Linked DNA regions of Mus musculus: all the other regions are linked to region 3. Evidence: chromatin loops called from intact Hi-C (ENCODE). Cell type or tissue: heart. All regions are shown on one strand.

Region 1 (8,000 bases), 300 kb before region 3:
GGGAAAAGCAGCCAGTGCTCTTAACTGCTGAGCCATCTCTCCAGCCCATAATGTGATTCTTTTATCAAGGTTCCCAGTAAATCTTTCTAAAGCTGGAGAGCAGAACACGGAAATTTCCTATTTTACCTTTAAATTTTGATGCAATGGAAAAAGTCACAGTAATTGGTGACAAAGTTAAAACTTACCCTAATTCGGCACTGAAGAGCCTTGATGCTGGACTCAAGAGGAATCCAGAAAGCTAGTTTATTTATCACACAACCAAGACAAACAACTCTACCCAGAAAACCTTACCTGACAAACAATAAACCCCTTTCCATAGGGTTTTACAGAGTATATCTGAAGTAACATATGAAGCATTAGCACAGCAAAGCTTGTAAATACTCCAAAATAAGAAGAAAACCAGGTGTGGTGGTCACATATGTAATCCCAGTATTTGAGAAGCTAAGGCAGAAGTTCTCGCTCATCCTCAGCTATAGTGAGTTTCAGTTTAGCTTACTATAAACTGTCTCAAAAAACCCAAACCAAACTTCCACAATCAACAATGGTAGCACTAACAATTATCAACAGAGCACACTACCTGTTAACTTCCAACCAGGAAAGTGTTCTACAAACGGGGGAACTTACCTGTTCAGTCATTGCTACCACCAACCGCTCAAGGAACAAGTTCGTTACTTGTGGGCAACATGCCCCATATTGTAGTATATATATAAGCTCTTAAGGAACCTCTAAAGTAACTTTTAAAAGCTGGGGTTAAGTTGCTGCACACCTTTAATCCCAGCTTTCAGGAGGTAGAAGCAGGTAGATTTCTGTGAGTTGGAGGCCATTCTGGTCTACAGAGCAAGTTCTAGGACAGCTAGGGCTACACAGAGGAAACGGAAGTAAAATGCCATCCATCTTCTCCCACCTTTGCGACAGACAGAGTGTTTTCACTGGCCTGCATCTTACTCAGACGAGGCTGGCCGACGAGCTGCTAGGATCCACCTGCCTCTACACTTCAGCATCAGATTACAAGCACAGGTTTGGCTTGTTTACAGGGGTTCTGGGCTCTCACACTCATTGGTGCTTATGTCTTTACTGAGCTATCCCCCCCCCTAACGGCTACTAGCACACTACACTGAAATTCTGTAACTGTAAGAATTAAAAAGGAAGTCAAGCCCAGGAAGGTAACTTCACGTGCATCTTTAAAGGCATGGACACAGACTGTCTGCCACCATCAGGACGAAGAATGAACACTGACTCAGCACTTCACTGCAGGCTGGAGCCAGAACAAAGAGGCAAGAAGTAAAAAGGCATCTAGCTAGACCAGAGAAGTAAACTGCCTCTATTTGCGTATAAGGTGGTCTTGTAGATGAAGCCACCAAGACATGATTAGAATTAACAAATGAAGTAACAAGGCTGTAACATACATGATCAATACATGAAAATCAGCTCTATTTCTATATACCTCCCACCAAAAAAGAAACTTAAACTCCATATAAAGCTCTTACCAATAATTTGGTAAATAAATTTACCAGCATCAGATTGAGTCGAAGGAGAAAGGGAAGGGAAGAACATAGAGGCAGATTTTCAAGGTAGAGAAAGTGTCTGCTTTTGGCATTGGTAGGCATGAACCTAGGACTTCATGAATGTTAAGCAAACTCTCTACTACGGAGCTATGCCCCAGCTTCTAAGGTACCCTCTACACCCTACCCACTCGGGTTTTATCAGAAAGCACCCAGTATCCAGCTCACGCTGTCCTGCAACTTACTATGTAGCTCAGGCTGGCTTCCACATGCTCCTTTGACCTTAGCCTCAGCAGTGCTGGAATTACACACAAGGGTAATGGCCACTGCTTGTCGTTTAATTTTTTTTTCCTTTTCAATAGGATGTGCCACATCACCCGCCTTCCCTTTCCATCTTTAGGAGCCGAATGTGATGGCAGTGCCAAGTGTATTGCACAGGCTCCGGGAAGTCATCCTTATTATAAGCAGCTTTTGTTTGCACAGGTATAATCAGCTCCATTTGGAGGCTAATAACCCAGTTAATTTTGAATAATCAACGGTTTTAGGGATCCATTGTGCAGCCAAACCAACTATATAACTTTTTGATAGAAAGAAGCAAAGAACAATTTCCTAGCAGTGTTAGGCAGTACACCAGTTAATATGTAATGCTTAAGCACAAAACCAAATCCACTTAGCAGCAAACAGCCTGCGCTCTAAAGGCTCCCTGGGTATGAGTCTGCTGTGAGTTTAGCATATGCACAATAAATCATATTGACCTGTTTCTGTGAATCTTGACTTTCCCTGAACTAACTTATTTTACGTTTCAGAAGGCTTTCTCAGAGCCAACGGTAACAGTGTTATAGTTTAGCAGAATATGTCAAAGAGATGTATATAAAACACCCACATATCGTAACAAAATGTAGTAACAAGTAATAATAGTCCACACTAAAAACCTATTTTTCCTGCTTAAATGAGTACTTCAAGAAATGCAGGGGGGAACTGGGGCATGGTAGCGCACGCCTTTGATCCCAGCACTTGGGAGGCAGAGGCAGGCAGATTTCTGAGTTCAAGGCCAGCCTGGTCTACAAAGTGAGTTCCAGGACAGCCAGGGCTACACAGAGAAACCCTGTCTCGGACAAACAAACAAACAAAAAGAAATGAAGAAATGTAGGGGGAAAAAGATTCCAGTTCCCACATGCTATTCATCCCCCAGAGAGCAGCGTGTGTGAGGGACTGTAAAAACCTCCCCCTCATTACCTTTGTGCTCACTCACCTTCCATGCACTCATTCACAGACTCATAGTCAGCATAAGTCCTGCCCTCTGGCCTCTTGGTAGGCTGTACCAGCAAAATGGTGTGAGACTGAAGGGGAAAAACAACGTCAATGAATATCCCAACATGCGACTCGGAAATTCTCATCACCACATAAGCCCCCGACGTGACGTGACACAGATGTTAGTTACTAAAACATAACTGACTAGGTTGCTCATCCGCAGTTCATGTTTCCCTATCAGTGCTGGGCTCACAACTCCCTTAACTAAGTCAGCCCCTTACCCTCTGGATCATTTCTCAAACTCCAAATATACCCGCTCCTGCATTTTTTCTTATTAACCTTTAGAACCCGTTTTCTGACTCCACTAGCCTCTAGCTCTCTTAACTCAATAAAAACTAAGACATGGAGTAGTTAAAGGAGAACAGGAAATACTATAATCACTGTATCAACCTAAGGTCTTTCCTGACTTGAGCACAACAGCGGAACCACATTTTATACAGGAGTTACCTCCCACATCAAGGTGTAAGATAAAGTAACAATATAAAATGTATATAGTGAACACCACACTAAAGTTATTTATGGAACTATTCGTCTAGATAACTTGCCTTAAGGGGCCAGCTCATACCCAAATAATTTATCTTTGAATGTACAAAATCTTTGATTGTACCAGAGGAGCAGGACTTCACTGAAAGCCTTCCTCTCTTGCTCACTGGGGAGCCGAGTCAGCTTCAGAGTTCTCACTATATTTGGGGACAGAAATGAATTCTTTGGGTTTGTCCTGAGCCTATAGGATGTTTTGTGGCACCTTTGGTCTCCACTCACTAGATCTCACTAACACCAACTCTCTTCAAAGAAGCAAAACCCAAAAATATCTTTAAATAAGTGAAGCAGACATCCTGACCAGCATAGTCTTATATAGTGTCTCTCGTGCATTTAAGAATGATTAATTAGCCGGGTAGTAGTGGTGCATGCCTTTAATCCCAGCACTTGGGAGGCAGAGGCAGGCGGATTTCTGAGTTTGAGGTTGGCCTGATCTACAGAGTGAGTTCCAGGACAGCCAGGACTATACAGAGAAACCCTGTCTCGAAAAACAAAACAAGATTAATTAATTAAACAAATGCTAGCATGATGCAACTCCACTGCAAGCCCAATTCTCAGCCAAATTATTCCCCTTATTTTCTTCACTTGCAACACTAGTTTCTGATTAAAAAACAAATTCTCATGTCAGGATGCCCAAACTATTTTGAGATAATCCAAAAATTTAATTATCAACAAACTGAACTGAGTTTCTAAGATTTAGGCTTTCTGGATAAAAACAGAAATAAAAGCACTTTAAATTTCTTACAGCAAGAGCATTATTATTTCTCCATCCCCAGCAAGATCTGTGTCTTTAATTAAGTTTGAGAAGACTTGAGAGAAAACTCTAAGTTGGTAACAAAAGAAACCTGTAGTCATGTGAACAGTGTTTTGTTTGTTATTAATAGCCAGAGAAAGCAGGATGTGTTGTGTAGGGGCTCATAAAAGGCCAGCTACTCAAATGGTACTTTTGTTGTTGAGAAAATTAGTCTCATGAAAGCCTATTTGCATTTTTGTAATGGCTCATCCTAGACAAGCTATTCATTCTTTGCCACATTTTTAAAAATTTTAGGCAAATTAAGGAATAACTTGAAATAATATTTGAAAACTATAAACACACCTGCTCCAAATATTTCCCTTTTGTTTACTTAAAAATAAGAGGGCATAAGTACTGGAGACATGGCTCAGTGGTTAAGCCCACGAGCTGCTCTTCCAAGGGACTGGTTTTCAATTCCCTGCACTCGCACGGTCGCTTACCATCACAGGTAATTCCAATCCTGGGGATCGGACGCCCTCTTCTGTCTGTCGCAGGCACTGCATGCAAGTGGCACACAAGACATGCAGGCAAATCACCACACACCGAAAAGGAAGATCCCCAAAAGCAAAACAACAACCAGAGTGTTGATGGCTCAGTGGTTAAGAGCACGTGCTACTCTTACAGAAGGCATGAGTTTGGTTCCTAGCACCCACATCCTCCGCTCACAACCGCCTGTTCTAACTCCAGACCCAGGGGATCTCATTCCCTCTTCTGGCCTCTGAGGGCTCCTGTACTCACGTGCAAGCACAGACACACAACTTAACAAATAAAACAAAAACCTTCCCTGCCGGATTTTGGGACCAGGACCCTGGAGTCTCTTTTCAGGCTCCACTCCCAGGAGAATATAAGAAAGAACAAGATCGAAGGCTGACAAAATTGGCAAAACAGGGCAACTAAGGATACTGAAAAAGGAAAAATACTTTCTTTTTTGAAGTTCGGGGGTTAGGGGGCAGGCTGAGGCAGCACACTGTAAAGCCAATCCGACCCCCTAAGGCCGACCTACGGAGAACCGTAAGGTGACGGGTGTGTCAGTTTCAGGAAACGTCTAACACGTTCCCCGGCCATTGTTCCTACAGTCGGCTAGTGCATCTGATGAGAAATGAACGGCACCCCACACCTCCCTCTTCCAGGCAGCGATCGGCAGGGAGGGCATCGTCTGCCCACCGCATACCTCGCCCCCCACCATCAGGCGGGAGGCGCGCAGCCGCAGGGAGGAGGATCAGGTCCGGGGCCTACGGGCAGGCCCCGCGGCTCAGCGCCGGGAAGGGGAAGGGTCCACCCGCGAGCCGGGGGGAAGGGGGCGGGGAGCAGCTCCCTCGCTCGCGCTAGAAGGGCAGGGGCGGGAAGGATGGGAAGATGTACCGAGCAGGGGTGGCCCTCTAAGTTGGGGACCCCGGCAACCGCTAAGGACTCACCATCGCGCCAAACGCTCTTGCTGCAGCCGCCGCTAACACCTCTGCTGCCGCACACGAGCTCAGCCGCAACGCCGCCAACAGCCAATCCCGCGAGAGCCGCCGCCGGAAGTCGTCGAAAGCGCGACGCAAAAGGAATCTTTCAGACCATAGAGAGACACACGTTTCTGGTTTCTAGAGTGGATACTGACGCTGTTTCAGCCATCTTGGTTAAGGGCGCCGGGATGGGTAAGAGACTCTTTCTCCGCTTTAGGAAGAAGAGTTCGTTTCGGGATTCTGCCTTCTGTACTCTAATTAACTGACAGGCGGCTAAAGTGATGGGGAATACAACAGCGACACCAGTCGTCTTTTTTTTAAGCCTTTCTAAAAAAATGGCGGCAATATAAGGACCTGGCCGATAGGTCGGTTGTAACCCGGAAGTGCCCTGCTAAAGAGGAGGCTGTGAGACAATCCGGAAGTGGGAGTAATGAAGAGGTGCCACTTGGCGGCCATGGCAGCTGTAGTATTGGCGACTCAGGGTCAGGGCCTGGCTGAGGGAAGTACCATGGGTAGCACCGGGTGTAGGGCAGAGACAGCATCGTGTCGACTTTGCTGTTGAATCCTCCGACCCAAGTGAGAGACTTGCAGGACATCTTGCCCGACTCTAGACTCGGAAGGTAGTTTGCTGGGACTGGTGGGCTGGTCCCTTCCCTGGGGGCGTATCACCTGCGGTGCCACCCCTAGGAACAGGTACAGCGTGCGAAGAAGACACTTGGCTTTACCCCTCTTTCCTACTGCTACCAGGGGCCTTGTCTAGGAGCGGGTCGTCGTGACACTCTCATTCCGACGATTGAGGTCTCTTTCAGCACAATTTCTCCATCTGTGACCGACCGGAATCTCAGTGGCTGGCAACCGAGTACCTAAGATTGCGCGAAGTTTTCTCTGGTGCTAGAGTCAGCAGAAGGAGCTTGCTTCTTAAGAGAGTGGCGTGCTTCGAGAACACCCCGGCTGGTGGCAAGGCTGAAAGAAGTGGGCAAATTCCCGTTTGCTTGGAAGACCACGCGTTTAAACAGCCTAAGCGCCTTTCGAAACTGCTGGAATCTTAAAGCCTGGTGGTAGAGGGTGACTACGGGAGGGCAGAATGGATGACTTTCTCTCCATTAGTCTGCTGTCTGTGGCAATGTTGGTGGGATGTTACGTGGCCGGAATCATTCCTTTGGCTGTTAATTTCTCAGAGGTAAGACGTTCTCCATTGTCTGCCAAGCGTTAGGATGATGCTAGACCTAGCTATATTTGCAAAGAAGCTGTTTCTCAGCTCTAAGGTCTCATTAAGGAAAAGATGTAACATTTCACAGTAGAAACAAAGCTTGTGTTCAACCGTATACATCTTAACCAAGAATGGTAGATAGATGATACACTGGAGAACCTGGAGTGTTCAGAATCCTCTGAAAATTATATACCCCCACGACCACCAAAAGTTGGGGCTCTGCATTTTTCAAGAGACAGGAACCACAGTTACATTTCTGATGATTCCTGGAGGTTTCAAGAAATCAAGATATCAGATAAAACCAAATGGAGACTTACTATTTCACTGAGGTGAAATCAGTATAACAATTTCTGAGAAAAATCATGAATGTTTTTGGAGAAAAGCTTAGGATGTCAGCACTACAATCAGTGTGAGAGAAAAAAGCTACAGTAGGTTGTTATTATCATTTCCTTTCAAAGAAGCCAAGGGCTGGAATGGATATTCTGAGATTATTTTCAAATCTCTTTGTTTAGAGATAAACTTTTTGCACGCCTTTAATCCCAGCTCTGGGGAGGCAGAGGCGATAGATCTCTTGAGTTTGAGGCCAAACCTAGTCTGCAATGCAGGATGCACTTTGGGTTATTTGTTAGGTTGTCATCCACTAAGCAGAGGTTATGGGGGGGGGAGAGAAAAGATATTCTCGTCTGTTCTTTAGATCATCAGAGTGTCCTAGGTACACAGTGCTCAAAGGTTTAAGGAGAAAAAAACTACTGCATGCAAGAGAATTCCATAGTTTCATCCCCAAGATCAGTAGTAGAGTAAACCCTTGCCTCAGTTGTTCTATTCCTGAAAGGACTAACTTCCCCAGAGGAAAGATGAGGCATGAGGTAGGCCTCAAAGAGACTCTGAAGGGAAGGCATTGATGAAGGTGGAGAAAGCCTATGGTGGAAAGGGTGGTGAGTCTGGGCGGGGAGGGGAAATAGGGCCTTTAGCCAGAGAGAAGGAAGGCGTCACCTTGGCTTGCGTGTGGTCCTTTTCTATTTCCTTTTTCACCTGTGCCCTTTGGAATCTAATGATACAGTAAGTTATTTAATTTTATTTTTATTTATGGATGTTTTGCTTACATGTATGTCTGTGTACCACATGCAATCCTGGTGTCATTGGAGGCCAAAAGAAGTTGTGGGGTCCCCTGGAACTGGAGTTACAAAGTGTCATGA
Region 2 (8,000 bases), 170 kb before region 3:
CCCCTGTTTAAATTACTGTGGCTTTCTGCCTCCCAAGTGGATCTAGACAAGTATGATTAAAGTATCATCATTCCTAATTTTTTGAGATTAAATCGTTAAGAAATTTCAGATATAAACCAGCAGGTAAAGGAAATATTTGGCAAAAGAACGTATTTTATACTTTAGTAAGGGCTATGCTAATCAAAATAGCATCAACTTCTATTCTTTAGCTAGCATCTTTCAAACAGCAGCAAACAGCAAGAAACTCCGACTCAAGCAATATGAAGGGCAAAGGCCAACTCCTGAGGTTGTCTTCTGAATTCCACATGTGTGCCATGCCATGCCTGCTCCTGCACCTACATACATGTACACACATCTCAAACACACCACATGCATTTTAAAATGCCTACCGTATGGAGCTGTCAGCAAGGAGACCTGAGGGAACATTGCTAATCAATGCAGAAATTGGGAAGGCTTACCAATAGAAAAAGAATCACTCAAAGGCCAGCACTGTGCCAGCGTGCTACGGCAATGGCAAGGACTTCCAAGCTGCCCTGCAAGGTAGACAGGGCCTCCTCTGTTTTGGGTCAAGACTGTTTAGTAACTTTCTGCTATGTATCGTTGAGAAGAAATGGAGTCTGAGTAGTGCTACTCTGCCTGTTATATGTGTTGTACAACTAGCTGCATCAGAATATTTTGAGCTATTAATCTGCTTCAAGCATTAAAGGTATGAAGCAGGTACTGTTTCTATCCTATGGGGGATCAGAAACCAGCATGCCTGGGCTGGAACATGGCTGAGCAGGTAAAAGACTTGCAAGCAAGCATGAAGATCTGAGTTCACATCTTCAGAAGCAGCAATAAAGCCGGACACAGAGGCATGTGTCTGTGATCCCAGCACTCCTATAGTGAGGTGGGAGGCAGTCACTGGAAGCGTCTAAATCGGCTAGCATGGTTCAAACAGCAGGAAACTACATCCCAAACATGCCCTCAAAACACAGGGCCGGGGCTGGAGAGATGGCTCAGTGGTTAAGAGCACTGCTGTTCTTCCAGAGGTCCTGAGTTCAATTCCCAGCAACCACATGGTGGCTCTCAACCATCTGTAATGAGATCGGATACCCTCTTCTGGTATGCATATTTAAATACATTAAATGAATAAATAATTTAAAAAACCCACAGGGCCAAGGCTGATGCCTGAGGTTGTCTTCTGAATTCCACATGTGTGCTGTGCTTGCACCTGCACCTACATACATGTTCACACGTATCAAACACACCACATGCAGTTAAAAAAAAAAACAAAACACCTACATCATAGAGCTGTCAGCAAGGACACCTGGAGGGAACATTACTATGAATCCAGTGTTGTTGTTGGCTGCAGGTGATCTCGCTGGCCTGCAAGCCCCAGGTTTCCTTGTTTCCACTTCCTTAGCTCTGAATTTATCACCACACCCAGCTTGTAAACTATGGGTTCTGAGGACCAAACTCAGGTCCTTAATGCTTACCACGGCAAGCACTTTACTGATTTACCCCCCATCCTTACTTAGCCGAAGACCAGTCATGTGGAAGTAGAGCCACACTCACGATTCCATTGTAACACCCAGACTTTCGAAACGCTCTGACTTCAGTCATACACAAAGGCATAGGGGTCTAGGGATTTAGTAAATATGAATGTTACATAATACTAAATATGAACTCAATAGAACGTTAGTAAAGTGGAAAAAAATGACTTCTGGCTACCTTGAGCCGCTCAGATTTGAGTGTCTCCTGGGTGCCAACCACTGGGACAGCAGTGGCAGAGCCCATTACCATGGAGACTGAAGTGGGAGAATGTACTATAAATCAACCATACTGCTCAGTGAGCATCTAATCAGGTAAGCTCTGGGCAGGCCTGAGTCGAGGCTGTGGCAGTGAGGACAGAGGGGAACATCTAAAGTAGATGTGAGAGGTTGGGGATATAGCTCAGTGGTAGAGAACTTGCCTACTGTGTATGAGGTCCTGGATCCAGTCTTCAGTAATGAAAACAAAAAAGCATATATGAGAGACAACACACACGGTTGGTAAGTGACTCTGGGGGCGCTTAAAACTCCCCAGGTTTCTGGACTATACATCGGAGACTGAGTTGGGGTGGAGAGGAGGTAGGGCCATTTATTCAGATTGGAAATGAAGGATGAAAGGCAAGGTCGGTGAGTTCCACTTTCAGTGTGCTGAGTGGCCATACCTATCAGGTCACTTAAGGATAAATGTATCAGAGTCTACAACCAAGTTGAAATCCCAGTTTGTCTATGTCTTGACTCTTTAACCTCAAGGAAATTCCTTAGCCTCTCTGAATAGCCATTTGATCAACACAGAATGGCTGTAATAGGGAACCTGTCTTTTTATTTTGTCAATAAACTTTGCTTACCCTTTAATAGTTTTGTTTTGATATGTGTATGGATGGTTTTGCCTGAGGTTATGTCTGTGCACCGCATGCATGCCTGGTGCTTGAGTAGGTCAGAAGCTAGTGTATGGGACTGGAGTTACACACAACTGAGAGATGCTATGTTGATGCTGGGCTTTGAACCCCTGGTCCTTTGGATGGCCACTGAGCCATCTCCCCAGCACTTGATTGCCCACCTTTTAAAAAGGTGAAGAAGGCTATAATGTATCTCACATGGTTGTTACTGAGAATTAAGTGAGATGAAATATGTTCTGCACATAATACAAAATACCGTGTGTTGACAAAATAATGAAAGACAATTATTACTATTAACTAAATTAACTAAATGATGATCAAATCCAAACTTTCCAACTTTCTTATGGTGAGTTTCTTTGTACTTATAAATCATGCCTCTAACTAGACTCTCAGTTTCTCTGCTCCGTTTGGAAACGTTGCTTTTTATTTTTCTAGTTGCTGCTGGAAATGAGAGGATTTGTCTGGACAGAGTGGAATGGCAGCTGGGGTAACGACCCAGGACTAATGGAAGACTAGGACCGCAGTGTGCGCCCTGCACTCCTACCGCCAGGTGGCGCCAGTCCTCTGTGAGTTCAGTCATAGTGAGGTTCTGAATCCTCCAAAGCGACATTCCAGGCGTAACACCAGACCCTATCCTTCAATCCAGGGGTGCGGGTTGTACCCAAAAGTCAGTTTCTTAAGAGGGCTTGATGACAATACCTGTTCCTTCCAACTGCGGAATTGACTGTACTCACAACTCACCTCAGTTACATCTCCTGGTGAGGCACTCATTGACTGGGTCAGTTTGGGCTGGGCACGCAGTGTTTGGGTGAGCCGCAATATATAAAATTTAACCTTTTCTTTTCTTTTCTTTTCTTTTCTTTTCTTTTCTTTTCTTTTCTTTTCTCTTCTTTTCTCTTCTCTTCTCTTCTTTTCTTTCCTTTTTCTTCTCTTCTTTTCTTTTTTTCTTTCCCTCCCTCCCTCTTTCTTTCTTTCTTTCTTTCTTTCTTTCTTTCTTTCTTTCTCTCTTTCTCTCTTTCTCTCTTTCTCTCTTTCTCTCTTTCTCTCTTTCTCTCTCTCTCTCCTTTCTTTCTTTCTTTCTTTCTTTCTTTCTTCCTTTCTTTTTTGAGAGAGAGTCTTTCTGAATAACACAAATTGGACTGGAACTTTCCATGTAACCCCAGCTGTCTTGGTCTTATAATCTTCCAGCTGTTGTCACCCAAATTACTGAGCTTATAGGCTTAATGTTTTATTAGAGAAAAATACACACACACACACACACACACATACACGAATGAGAATCCATCTACACTTCCATAATGTTGGTTTTGCTGTAGCTATTTTTTTTTTTAAATCTAATTCAAGAACTGGAAAATGGCCTTTGAGAGGGGAGGCCCTGTGTTTTATGTCCTTTTGTTCCCAGGTCTATTTATTTATTTATTTATTTATTTATTTATTTATTTATTTAATGTATGTAAGTACACTGTAGTTATACAAATGGTTGTGAGCCATCATGTGGTTGCTGGGATTTGAACTCAGAACCTCTGCTCACTCTGGCCCCACTCTCTCCGGCCCAAAGATTTATTTATTACTCTATGTAACGGTAGCTGTCCTCAGACACACCAGAAGAGGGCGTCAGATCTCATTATAGATGGTTGTGAGCCACCATGTGGTTGTTGGGATTTGAACTCAGGACCTTCGGAAGAGCAGTCGGTGCTTTTCCTGGCTGAGCCATCTTGCCAGCCCCCTTTTCCCAGGTCTTATGTTTGACATATTCAGTAAAGGTTTATAAAGCAAATAATTGCTAATAACTTGGTCCCATTTCTTGCCTCCCTCCTTTTCTCAGACAGGTGAATAGGGAAGTGGTCACTGACATTCCCACCAGCACTGAGGACTGGGGAGAGGTTGTCAAGACACCCTCCTCCACCAAAGCTGAAGAGTTAGACACAGCATGCCTTAGGACTGCACATACGGCTGTGTGTGTGCATGTGTGTGTTGTGTCTATAGTGTGAGTGTATTAAGTGTGTTTTGTGTGTGTTGTGCTATGCTCTATGTTGTGTTTGCTCTGTTATGTGTGTATGTATGTTGTATGTGTTTTATGTGTGTGATGTTGTGTATAATGTGTGTATTGTGTGCTTTTTGTGTGTTGTGTATGTAGTGTATGTTGTATGTATCTTGTGTATGTTCTACATGTGTAATATGTGTTGTGTGTGGGTTTTTTTTGTTTTTGTTGTTGTTGGTTTTTTTTGTTTTTTGTTTTTTTGTTTTTTGTTTTGGTTTTTTTGTGACAGGGTTTCTCTGTAGCCTGGGCTGTCCTGAAACTCACTTTGTAGACCAGGCTGGCCTCTGCCTCCCAAGTGCTGGGATTAAAGGCGTGCACCACCACGTGTGTGTGTTTTATGTGTGTAATGTGTCTATGTGTTTTGAGAGTCTTGTCATGTAGTCCAGTATGGCCTGGAATTTATGATTCTTCTGTCTTACCCACCAAGTACTACGATTATTGGTCCATACCACCTTACCCCTGCCTCCTCTTTTTCTACCCTTCCTTCCGTCCTTCTTCTCTCTCATGAATGTGGCAAGCTACTTAATATCTTGCCATCTTGAAGTTACGTTGTCTTAAAAACAGGAGTTACATCCGTTTTACAGAGTGGCTCTGAAAATCATATTAAATAGCCAGTCATTTGGTGTATGGCAGGTATGCAGTAAATGCTAATTTTCTTCACATAGGTTTTATTTGATTTAGGGGAAAATGATTTTGTCTTTGGGGAGGAAAATGTATTTTGTGCCTGAGTACAGGCTTAAGGTCAGTCTTCGGACTCGGTGATGAACAGACAGGCTTAGTCACAGAGCTGGGGGTGATTTGTGGCTGAGGGTGAAGGGAGAGGCAGACCTAACTGTACAGGAAGAGTGTGGGTTATGCGAGGGAAGGACAGGAGGACCTAGCCCAATGTGGGCACTGGAGGCTTTATGAACCTGAGATAGCTATGGAGTTAGCTAGTTAGTGTGAGAAGAAGAGAACACTTCTGTTTTGGTTGGTGTCCTAGTGCTGTGAAGAGGCACCGTGACCAGGCCAATTCAGAAAAGGATGTAATAGGGGCTGGCTTACAGTTTCAGAAGTTTAGTCCATTATCATCATGGCAGACGACAGCATGGCAGCATGCAGGTAGATATGATGCTGGAGTAGTTGAGAGTTCTACATCTGGATCCACAGGCTTGGAATGGGCTTTTTGAAACCTTGAAGCCAACCCTAGTGACACACTTCTTCTAACAAGGCCACACCCATCGTAGAAAGTATTTAATCCTGGCCCTAGGTTTCTACCCCGCCTTAGCTATTTAAGTTTCTGGATAAAAGGCACACACACAACCTTGATATTTACAATAAGCCTTAACACTGCTCTCTGTGTTCCTTTTGACAACTCAAGTTATTACTTTCTATGTTTCATCTGGACTGCTCTTAACTACTTGGGCAGCCCTCCAGGCCATGTTCTCTGGACTCCTAATCCGTGGTGGCTTCTTCCTTCCTCCTCCTGCACTATTCTTCTCCTTGTGGTTCTCCTCTGACCCCCAGCCCTCATAACCTAATCCTCATCCATGTCTAGCTATTGGCTGTTGGCATCTTTATTTACCAATCACAAATAACTTGGGGGCAGGGTCCCTCGAGTCTTACATGCAGAATCTCTTGTCTCTGAGGCAACCAGTCTTGGGGAGGCCCAATATTAGCATTAAAATGCAAGTAGCATTAGGCCAACCTACTAAACACACCTACTCCAACATGGCTGCACCTTAACTTTTCAAATAGTGCCGCTCCCTGATATCCAAGTATTCGAAGTACTATGATGTCTAGGGTGGGGCAAGAAGCATTCTCATTCAAAGCACCACACCTAGCATCTCTCTGTTTCCTATTTTCCCATCAGTTTGTGGGGAGCTAGTGCTTATGCCAGAAACAGCCATGAAGTTCTACCCAAGCCGCACGTCCTTCCAAATCTCCTAGCCCACGCCCTCTGGCCAGCTTCTCAAATGGATGCAGGCAAGACTCTCCTTAAAGATGACATCAGAGAAGTGTGTCCATCCAGGTATGCACAGACAAGCTGTCTCTAAAGAACAGAGTGAGAATACGGAGAATCTCAGATACTTTTTGGACAGTGTTTTGTGTTGCCCAGGCTTCCTTAGACTTGTAATCTTTCAGGCTCTGCCTCCTAATACAGGTGTCTTAGTTAGGGTTTTACTGCGGTGAAGAGACATCATAACCGAGGCAACTTTCAGAAGAACATTTAATTGGGGCTGGCTTACATGTTCAGAGGTTCAGTCCATTATCATCAAGGCAGGAGCATGGCAGCATCCAGGCAAACATGGTGTAGGAAGAGCTGAGAGTTGTACACCTTGTTTCAAAGGCAAACAGGAGAAGATTTCCTTCCAGGCAGCTGGGATGAGAGTCTTAAAGCCCATGCCCATGGTGACACACCTGTTCCAACAAAGCCACACCCACTACAAGGCCATACCTTCTACTGGTGCCACACACGCCCTGGGTCAAGCATGTACAAGGCAGCATGGATCACTGATTTGTGCCACACACTTGACTAAGCCAACTCCATTTGTTTTAATTGTGTACACAGCTGTTTTGCCTTTGTGTATGTCCTGCATGCATGCCTGGTGCTCATGGAAGTCATGAGAGGACATTGAATCTTCTGGGTCCTGGAAATTGAACCTAGGTCCTCTGCAAGAGCAGCAAGTGCTCTTAACTGCTTAGCCATCTCTCCAGTGCTTCATTTGTTTCTTGGTAGGAATTGAACTCGGGGCCATGTACATGCCAGATGAATGCTTTACCACCAAGCTACATGCCTAGCCCTTATGTGGGGTGGTGTCTTTCCTCTGCATGTTGTGACACTCCTCAGTCGGAGCTCTGACTTTCCTGCTCAGGTGTAACCGTCCTATAGAATGAGGGCACAGAGGTGTTCCATTCCTTGGCCATTATTAGCCAAGCATGAAGGATAAACCTGAGATCAATTCTGGGTGTGGCCAAGGCCAATAAATAGTCTGTGAACCTCAAAAAAGCAGGAAGAAGTCACCTGGGACTGAGCTAGGCTGTTTTCATTTCCTTATCTTCATTAGATCAGAGAATGGTTATCGATCACAGACAAGATCTGTGATGGCTGGCTGTCCTTTGTGAGTGGGATGGGGAAACGTGTATACACACACACACGCGCACACACACACACACACACACACACACACACACACCAGACTATAGCTATGCATGCACATGACCTCCTATATGCAGAGAACATCTTGTAAAATCAGTCCCCATCTTCTGACGTGTGGGTTTGGGGGTCCAAACTAAGGTCACCAGTCTTGGTGGCCAGTATCTTTGCCCATCTTGCTGGCCCTCAAATTATCTATTTAATTTTTTTTGGTTTTGTTTGGGCACTTAGGATTAAACTCAGAGTCTTGCATATACTAGGCAAGTGTTCTACCACAGAGCCATATCCCTAGACAAATCACTTGGTGTTGAGTATACTATCCATGCTGTGGCTGGCCACAAAAGCCTTGGGCTCATAGGTATATTATAGAGTCATACTGTACAATAACCCACAAA
Region 3 (8,000 bases):
GTCTTTGCAAAAAACTTTACTGCATATGTACACATTGGTTGTTTGTCCAAACTTATGTGTGGTGGCCAGCAGTAGTCAGTGCCACTCTGCAACGGCACATGTGGCTTCCCACACAAGCCCTTTCTAACAAACTGTACTCCTCATCAGACCATTTAAATCAATATTTCTGCCAGTAGGGATCCAGGTGGCAGGATGCTGTAAGCATAGCAAGAGTGATGTCATATGAGAACCACATCAGCAGGTGGTTTGGCCACTGTGTGAACACCAGTGAGTGTTCTTACAGGAACCCAGATGGAAGAACAGATGTGTGGGCTGCTGCAGGGTGGCATGCTATGCAGTTACACAGCATGCTGGTTAGGTTTTGTCTTCTTGACACAAACTAGATTCACTTGGGAAGAGGGAACCTTAACGGAGAAGATGTTTCCGCCACCATATTGGGCTTTAGGCAAGTCTGTGGGGTATTAATATGTTAATTAATAGTTGATATGAGAGAGCCTAGCCCCACTGTAGGCAGTGACCCCCCAGACAGGTGGTTCTGGGTTGTTTAAGAAAGGAGACTGAGCAGGGTCTCAAGAGCAAGTCAGTGTAGAACTGGAGGCCAATACTGGGTTCCTCCACTATTCTCTGAATATTTTCCAAGCCACCTCCATTGTGACTGAGAAATATGCTCTAAACTCCTAAGTATTTTCAAATTTCTTGTATGTGAATGATTACAACTTTAAACTACAGACGCAAGTTTTCCCGGATGAGTAATGGTCTCTGCTTCATTTCCAGCCCTGACTTCTTTTCATGATGGACTCTGAACTGTAATAAACCCTTTCTCTCCCAGGTTGGTTTTGGTTAGTGTTTTATTACATTTATAAAAGCAAACTAAGACACACAGTAAAATATCTTAAAAAAACCCCTATACTCTAAAACAATAATAGTAAATATATAGTCATTTAGTTATCAAGTATTATGTACTGTACAGTACTGTGTGTTCTCTCTGGCCGGCTGAAGGGCAGGCTTGTTTACACCGGAGACCATTGCCACGAACGTGTGAGGAATGCATTATGCTGAGATGATGTCCCGGCCACATTGTCATTAGGCAATAGGAAATTTCAGCTCTGTTGTGTGATGTTTCCTGGGGGCAAGAAAAAGAAACATCTTGTTACCTAGGGGAGAGGACAGAACCCACTCAGCTCCAGCTTGGTGAGTCGATGAGTTTGCTGGGGTTACTTACAGGGCCTTGGGCGAGTCAAAGGCAGCCTATGGTACCAGCAATCTCTCTTCCCAGTCATCATTCACTGCTGATACAGCTTCTGGGAGGAGCTTTCCTCAGTCTTCCATGCAGGAATGCTGATAGGCCTGACTTCCAGAGGCTCTGTGGTTGGTCAACAGCTGCTCTGATTCAAGATGGGGATGTCCAATCTGGGGGAAACAGTTTTACAATAATCAGAGAGGATCACCAGCAAATGATGTGGTCTACAGTCGACAGAAATGAAATGTCTGTATTGAATGACTCTAGAGACATTGCTATTTTAAACATCATGCAGGCATTTAAAAAAAATCAGTATTTAATAAGTAAAAGATGGGCTTATAGGGTGAATCTGAGTCAGAAACAGAATCTCTCTCTCTCTCTCCCCCTCTCTCTCTTCAGACAGTGTTTCACGGTGTAGCTCCGGCTAACTCTGAACTCACTACATAGAGTAGGCTACTTCCTTCCTCTGCTCCTAAACACTGGGATTAAAAACATACCTATCCATCATGCCTGGCTACAGTAAGCTTTCTTATCAACTCCTAACACCTTCAGGGAGGGTGTAACCCGATTTCTGGGGAGAGGAAGGCAGCTAGCAGGTCTGTGATGGACAATAAATGTTCTCTTAATCTGTGATCTCTGTAACTCTTTTCCTCTACTACATATATGTTATTTGTTTGAATGTCTTTGGAAAGGATGCCCTTGCCCCTAAAGAATGACATGGGGAAAATATTTATCCAAAAGAGAGTACCCCCCACCCCCAGACATTTCTGGGATAATACAAGTGTTTTTTTGTTTTTTTTTTGAGACAGGGTTTCTCTGTGTAGCCCTGGCTGTTCTGGAACTCAGAAATCCGCCTGCCTCTGCCTCCCGAGTGCTGGGATTAAAGGAGTGCGCCACCACTGCCCGCTACATGTTTTTTAATGGGTCCACTGATGCTGTTTTTATTTGCATAGTTAACTGAATAGACAAGCTTATTCCACGTGAATGAGGTCAGACCCAGGGTTGCTCTGCTCCTTCTTGAGCTATCAGTTCATCCCTGTGACCCTAGCTGAAATTGTGTGACTCTATTCTAGGTACATCTCAAAATCTAGATGATGCCTTAGGTTACAGATAAAAATATTAAAGAGAAGTAGCCTTTTTCACAACAACAACAGTCTTTATTGTCAATGTTTCTAGACCTCCCAACCTCACTGGGGAAGGCTGGATAGAGTTACCGATGTGGACTGCTGTGTATTACATCCATGCTGGAAGCATAAACTCTATTTCTCAATAACTGTTGATTTCGACTCTTTTTTTTTTTTTTTTTTTTTTTTGGTTCTTTGACTCAGGGTTTTCCTGGCTGTCTTGGACTTTGTAGATAAGGTAGGCCTGGAACTCACAGAGATGATTAAAGGCTGAAGCTACCACCGTCCACCTAACTATTGAGATTGAGACCTGGACAGAAAGGAATGGACAATGGCCAGTTGGATTTAGAAACAACTTGAAATCTTTCCCAGCTAGCTGAGCCAAGATTGGCCCTAGGGATTCAATATATAGGAGCGTTTTTTGTTTTTTTTTTTTTTACCCACAGTACCAATTTCATTATTTCACCACGTGAAATCTCTCCTTTAGTAGAAAACAATTCAGTTCCTTAGGCTGATCAGAACAAAAACCACAACACTGAAAGAATTCACTTACTTGAGCCTCAGAGAACCCTCTCTCTCTCTCTTTTTTCCGAGGCAGGATTTCTCTGTGTAGACCAGGCTGTCCTGGAACTCACTCTGTAGACCAGGCTGGCCTTGAACTCAGAAATCCTCCTGCCTCTGCCTCCCAAGTGCTAGGATTAAAGGCGTGTGCCACCACGCCCGGCTAAGAACCCTCTCTTGAAGGACATTGATAAGTACAATTTGCAGAAGAGGCTAAAGAGAGAAAGAAAGAAAGAAAGAAAGAAAGAAAGAAAGAAAGGAAGGAAGGAAGGAAGGAAGGAAGAAAGAAAGAAAGAAAGAAAGAAAGAAAGAAAGAAAGAAAGAAAGAAAGAAAGAAAGAAAGAAAGAAAGAATTGGACCTGGTGCTCGGGCCAATAATCCTATCACACTGAAGGCGGACCGGCTGGATCGCTGAGCTCAAGGCTAGCCAGGACTGCTTAGCGAGACCGACTATGTAAATGAATTTTTAAAAGAAACAGGTGATTTTTGAAAAGCCTGGGTTTCTTGGTAATCTTCGAGGGACCTAAGAAAAAGTTTAAATACATCTTTTCGTATCCAAAGAAGTGTCCCGGTGTATCCTGCCAACTGAACGAACGTTTCTAGTCCTCCCACCACCCACTGCTCTCGCCAGGGGTCGCGGTAAGGAAGCCCCGCCCTACTAGAACTTCCGGCTCCCAGGAACCGTCTGTCCTCAGCTCCAAGTGGGCGGTCCCCGAGCTTCTGGCACCGCCCCGGAAGTGACGCCAGGACGTCCCTTCCATTTTGTGCAACGTCCGAGCTGCTAAGTGCGTCAGTTGTGGAGAGACTGTAGACGAGTTGGGTTCGTGTGTATGTGTGTTGTGTGTGTGTTTGTGTAGGGAGGCAGACAGCTCCGTCGCAGACTACGGACCTCTCCGGGGTCTCAGCCGCCAAAGACCCTGTCCGGTAGGTGAGTGGCACGCTTTGAGGGCAAGGCTTCTCGGATCGAGGCTTCTTCATGGCCGCTCGGGTCGCAAGTGGCCGGGGCTTCGCTCTTTGCGGAGGACGGCGACTCAGAGAGCGCAGTTGATTTGAGGTGGGCGCTGGGGCACGTCTCCCTGTGGGTGTTGCGTGAGGGGGACACGAGGCGGAAGGGCGGGCGTGGGGAGGGCGTTTGTGTCGGGAAGCAGCGCGCCCCTCCCTGCCGCCCTTAATGGCTCTCATCGAGGCCCGGACGCCGGGGAGCCGGCCTGGCCCAGGGCAGCTTAGGGTTTCCCCCCGTGGGCCGGCGCAGGCGCAGCGCTCTGGGCCCCGGGCTTGCCCGTGTCTCGGGGGCACGCAGCTCGGCTCGCTACGCTCCTCCCCCCCCCACACCCCGCCGCATACTTCGGCCGTCGCCATTTTGTGCTGCGAACGCGCCCCGTCGCCCACTGCGCAGGCTCGGTGGTGGCGTCGCGAGATTCCGGCTTGTGACGCGCGGGGAGGCCGCGACGCGGGCGCGGCCGGCTGCTATTGGACCAGGCCTGGCAGAGGGCGGGCTCGGCTCCGCCCGCATTTCTCGGCCTGGCCTTAACTGCGGCAGATGGGAGGGGAACCCCGGGATCCGGGGACAGCGTGTGCGGCTGCGCAGTCTAGAAAGGTGGCTACTGGCGTTGTGGTGGGCTGCCGTGTGGAACCTGGGAAGGGGGTCTTTTGGAGAGTTAAGTTTTAACTTGGAATTTGAATGTGGTGGTCGTGAACGACTTAAAAGGTACATGGCGACCTTGTTAGTAGAGTTGGTAAACGTGGGGTGTGTTTGACTGCTTGACTGAACATCCCCCACCCCCATGGTGTCAATCGTTGATATTGTCTCGATTCAATTACTGCCTAACAGGAAACACTAGCCGGGCATCATGAGTGGCTGTCGAGTGTTCATTGGGAGACTAAATCCAGCAGCGAGGGAGAAAGATGTGGAAAGATTCTTCAAGGGTTACGGACGGATCCGAGATATTGACTTGAAAAGAGGTTTTGGTTTTGTGGTAAGTACTTGAAACTGAGTTGAATTATCTGTCGAGAAGTTAGGTAACTTTGTGGTGGTGACACATGCCTTTGGTCTCTGGCCCTTGGGAGGCAGGGGCAAGCCAATCCACAGAGAAACCCTGTCTCCAAAAAAAGAAAAAAAAAAAAAACAAAGTGGGTAGAGCTCTTGTGATGAGCATGGACTCTGAGTCCATGTGAATTGTTTTCCCAGAAAGATGTTAGAAGTGGCCAAGAAGCAGTGGCTTCTGTTAAGAAGTTAAAGTAACTGCTGGCTGGAGTTGATTCTCAGTCATCCCTAGCTTAGGGTTATAGTATCTGAGTGTAAGGTATATCTTAACACTTCCATGATTTTTTTTTTAAATTTATTTTTTATTTTTTTGGTTTTTCGAGACAGGGCTTCTCTGTATAGCTCTGGCTGTCCTGGAACTCACTTTGTAGACCAGGCTGGCCTCGAACTCAGGAATCTGTCTGCCTCCCGAGTGCTGGGATTAAATTAAAGGCGTGCGCCACCACGCTCGGCTTCCATGATCTTAATGTGCTGTAGAATGCATGCACGTCCAAAAGCTCTACTCTTACTGCTACATTTTAGGAATTTGAGGACCCAAGGGATGCAGATGATGCTGTTTATGAACTTGATGGGAAGGAACTTTGCAGTGAAAGGTAAGCATGATTGGTTTATAAGTAGTTCTCCCAGGGAAGTAGAGCAGAGTAGACATTTGCATATGTAAGTGCTCTCATGTGTAGTGTGTGAATGCTTTTTTTACCTCTTTGTAGGGTGACGATTGAACATGCCCGGGCTCGGTCTCGAGGTGGAAGAGGTAGAGGACGATACTCCGACCGTTTTAGCAGTCGCAGACCTCGAAATGATAGACGGTATGTGGTTTGGGTTTGGCTGTTACGGTTGGGTTAGGGTCCGTTAGCATTAAATGGTTCTCAGACTAGTTAAGTCTAGTTAGTCCACATGCTGAGAACCCAGAAACTTGATGGAATCACTATCTTGGCTTAAACTTGTCACATAGCATTTGACATTGTGACATAACATCTGACACTGAATGCTTATTTTTCTTTCTTCAGAAATGCTCCACCTGTAAGAACAGAAAATCGACTTATAGTTGAGAATTTATCCTCAAGAGTCAGCTGGCAGGTTTGTTGAAATACAGTTTTGAGATATTTTTTAATGTGGCATTTAAAAGTGTTAATGGGTAGTTAATGTTTTATTAATATATATCTTATTAAATGCTTTATCTTAAATTAATTTAATTGAACTATAATTTTAAACTTTAGTTAAATGTAACTGGGGGATGTTTCAGATTTTAATATTAGTGATCAAATGTAAATGTTTTGAGGTTATTTTTTCATGTTTTTTAAAATCAATTTTAACCAAATATTAAACCCTTTATTTGCCAGCCTATCTGTGTCGTTGGCCTTATGACGAGGAGTGCCTGTGGGTTATCCTAATCGTTGTCTTGGTCACTCTTGGTTGGGCCTGGTTGACTTTGCCAGTCAGCTCCTACAGTGATCAGTTGGCCACCTCTAGATCTGTGTTTGCCGGTCTAGACGTAATCGGTGCACTTACTTGAAGTGCCGGGTTGCAGCGATCCCAGAACCGTTGATAACGTGATCTGATCCCTAAGTTGAGAGCTGTCTTCCTGTAACGCTTCCGAATAAGAGGTCCTGGTCGAAAGAGTTGAAAGATACGAAATTAGTTGGTCGTTGGAATCCTGATCGCAGTAAAGTGGTCCTTGGTAACTGCACAAGAGTAAAACATGTCTGCATCGCCAGTAGTCTGCTAATAGGGAGGGCTGTGCGATTAAAGGCTTCCATCGATTGGGTAGTATCCTTCAAGTGGGTGGCGAAGAGCCAGTCGGGCCTATGTCATGAAGGTTTCTCCGACCGCTTAATGGTTTGCTGCTTGACTAGCCTAGGGAAATGTTAATAAAGGTAAAGTAAAATTTTTTAATGACATATGGGGCACAAAATAACTGGTGTCTTTGTAAATGTTGTTTTATTTTTTTATTTTTTATTTTTTTTAAATATAAAACTAGTCTTTAAAGGATGTACTGTTCCTTTTTGTTTTTTTTTGTTGTTTGTTTTGTTTTTTGTTTTTTCCCCCTTTTGTACTGAGCTCAGTTAGACTAATACTATAATGTTAAAAAATTGGAATGCCCTCTAGCATTTTGCTTAAAAGCAATATGCTATTTGCTTATTTCGTGCCCTGGCATAATTTTTGAATTCTGATAGAATACAAGTGTGGTATATGCCATGTTTGTACTTTATCTAACACCTTCTCTTCCAGTAGTCTTGTTTATGCCATGTGGTTGTTTGTGTGCCACTTTTCCCTTTCTCTCCTTAACATAATTGTCTTGTGTTAAGGATCTCAAAGATTTCATGAGACAAGCTGGGGAAGTAACCTTTGCGGATGCACATCGACCTAAACTAAATGAAGGGTAAGCATGTCCTGGATTGTGAGTCTTAATTAATTACCTTGGGAATTTTAATTGTGGCATTGCTATGATCTAAAATTTGCATGTGCTTGATTTTGGCTAAGTTTGGGGAGAAAGACTATCACAAGGGACTGTTGATAATAGGCACCTGCAACATTCCACAGTACATAGGGGGGCACACCACAGAATTGTGCTGTATATATCAGAAATGACTTAAAACAGCAATAACAACAGGGATAAACTTATGCTTATCTTGATCTGTGTAGGTGGTCTACAAGGCTATTGGATTTATAACCTTTAAAGGGATTTTTTTTTCCTTCCATTTTAGGGTAGTTGAGTTTGCCTCTTATGGTGACTTAAAGAATGCTATTGAGAAACTTTCTGGAAAGGAAATTAACGGGAGAAAAATCAAATTAATTGAAGGCAGCAAAAGGCACAGGTACTCTTTCGTTTATATTTTTAAGCCAAAGGTTTTACTTGCTGGCTTTTAGAGCCCTGTCATACAGGTTAATGTGTGTTTTCTCTCTTTCCTTCTTGCCAATTTTTCATAGCAGGTCAAGAAGCAGGTCACGATCTCGGACCAGAAGTTCCTCTAGGTCCCGTAGCCGATCCCGTTCACGAAGGAGCAAGTCTTACAGCCGATCAAGGAGCAGG

Evidence for each region. Hi-C counts contacts between places; a loop is a spot of excess contacts. Peaks named below come from ENCODE experiments on the same cell type or tissue, not always from the same donor. Only the 100,000 strongest peaks of a DNase experiment are listed, where the experiment ranks them.
Region 1: a loop joins it to region 3, with 2.5 times the contacts of the local background. A loop is called at or near these places in 2 of 42 quality-filtered maps.
Region 2: a loop joins it to region 3, with 3.0 times the contacts of the local background. A loop is called at or near these places in 2 of 42 quality-filtered maps.

What each region holds. Positions count from the first base shown.
Region 1 is chr12:80,638,203-80,646,202 of GRCm38, forward strand. It overlaps Erh (ERH mRNA splicing and mitosis factor), which reads right to left and starts at 5,909. Exons shown (of 4, transcript NM_007951.4): 1 at 5,562-5,909; 2 at 2,755-2,842. The coding sequence starts at 5,564. Slc39a9 (solute carrier family 39 (zinc transporter), member 9) reads left to right here and starts at 6,013. Exons shown (of 7, transcript NM_026244.2): 1 at 6,013-6,774. The coding sequence starts at 6,679. In heart, CTCF peaks have their summits at 4,633 (motif pointing left) and 5,948; DNase peaks (open chromatin) are centred at 5,679 and 6,019; H3K4me3 peaks cover 4,063 bases; H3K27ac peaks cover 2,387 bases.
Region 2 is chr12:80,766,822-80,774,821 of GRCm38, forward strand. No RefSeq gene overlaps it. Among named protein-coding and RNA genes, the nearest start is that of Ccdc177, 10 kb to the left of the region's middle. In heart, no CTCF peak of the experiment used is centred here; a DNase peak (open chromatin) is centred at 3,010; H3K27me3 peaks cover 1,004 bases.
Region 3 is chr12:80,941,820-80,949,819 of GRCm38, forward strand. Srsf5 (serine and arginine-rich splicing factor 5) reads left to right here and starts at 3,680. Exons shown (of 8, transcript NM_001079694.2): 1 at 3,680-3,853; 2 at 4,757-4,901; 3 at 5,492-5,562; 4 at 5,677-5,775; 5 at 5,977-6,046; 6 at 7,276-7,349; 7 at 7,675-7,785; 8 at 7,901-8,000. The coding sequence starts at 4,776. It overlaps Gm20337 (predicted gene, 20337), which reads right to left and starts at 3,580. Exons shown (of 3, transcript NR_045057.1): 1 at 2,918-3,580; 2 at 1,223-1,410; 3 at 833-1,123. In heart, a CTCF peak has its summit at 3,542; DNase peaks (open chromatin) are centred at 3,662 and 4,352; H3K4me3 peaks cover 2,314 bases; H3K27ac peaks cover 1,662 bases.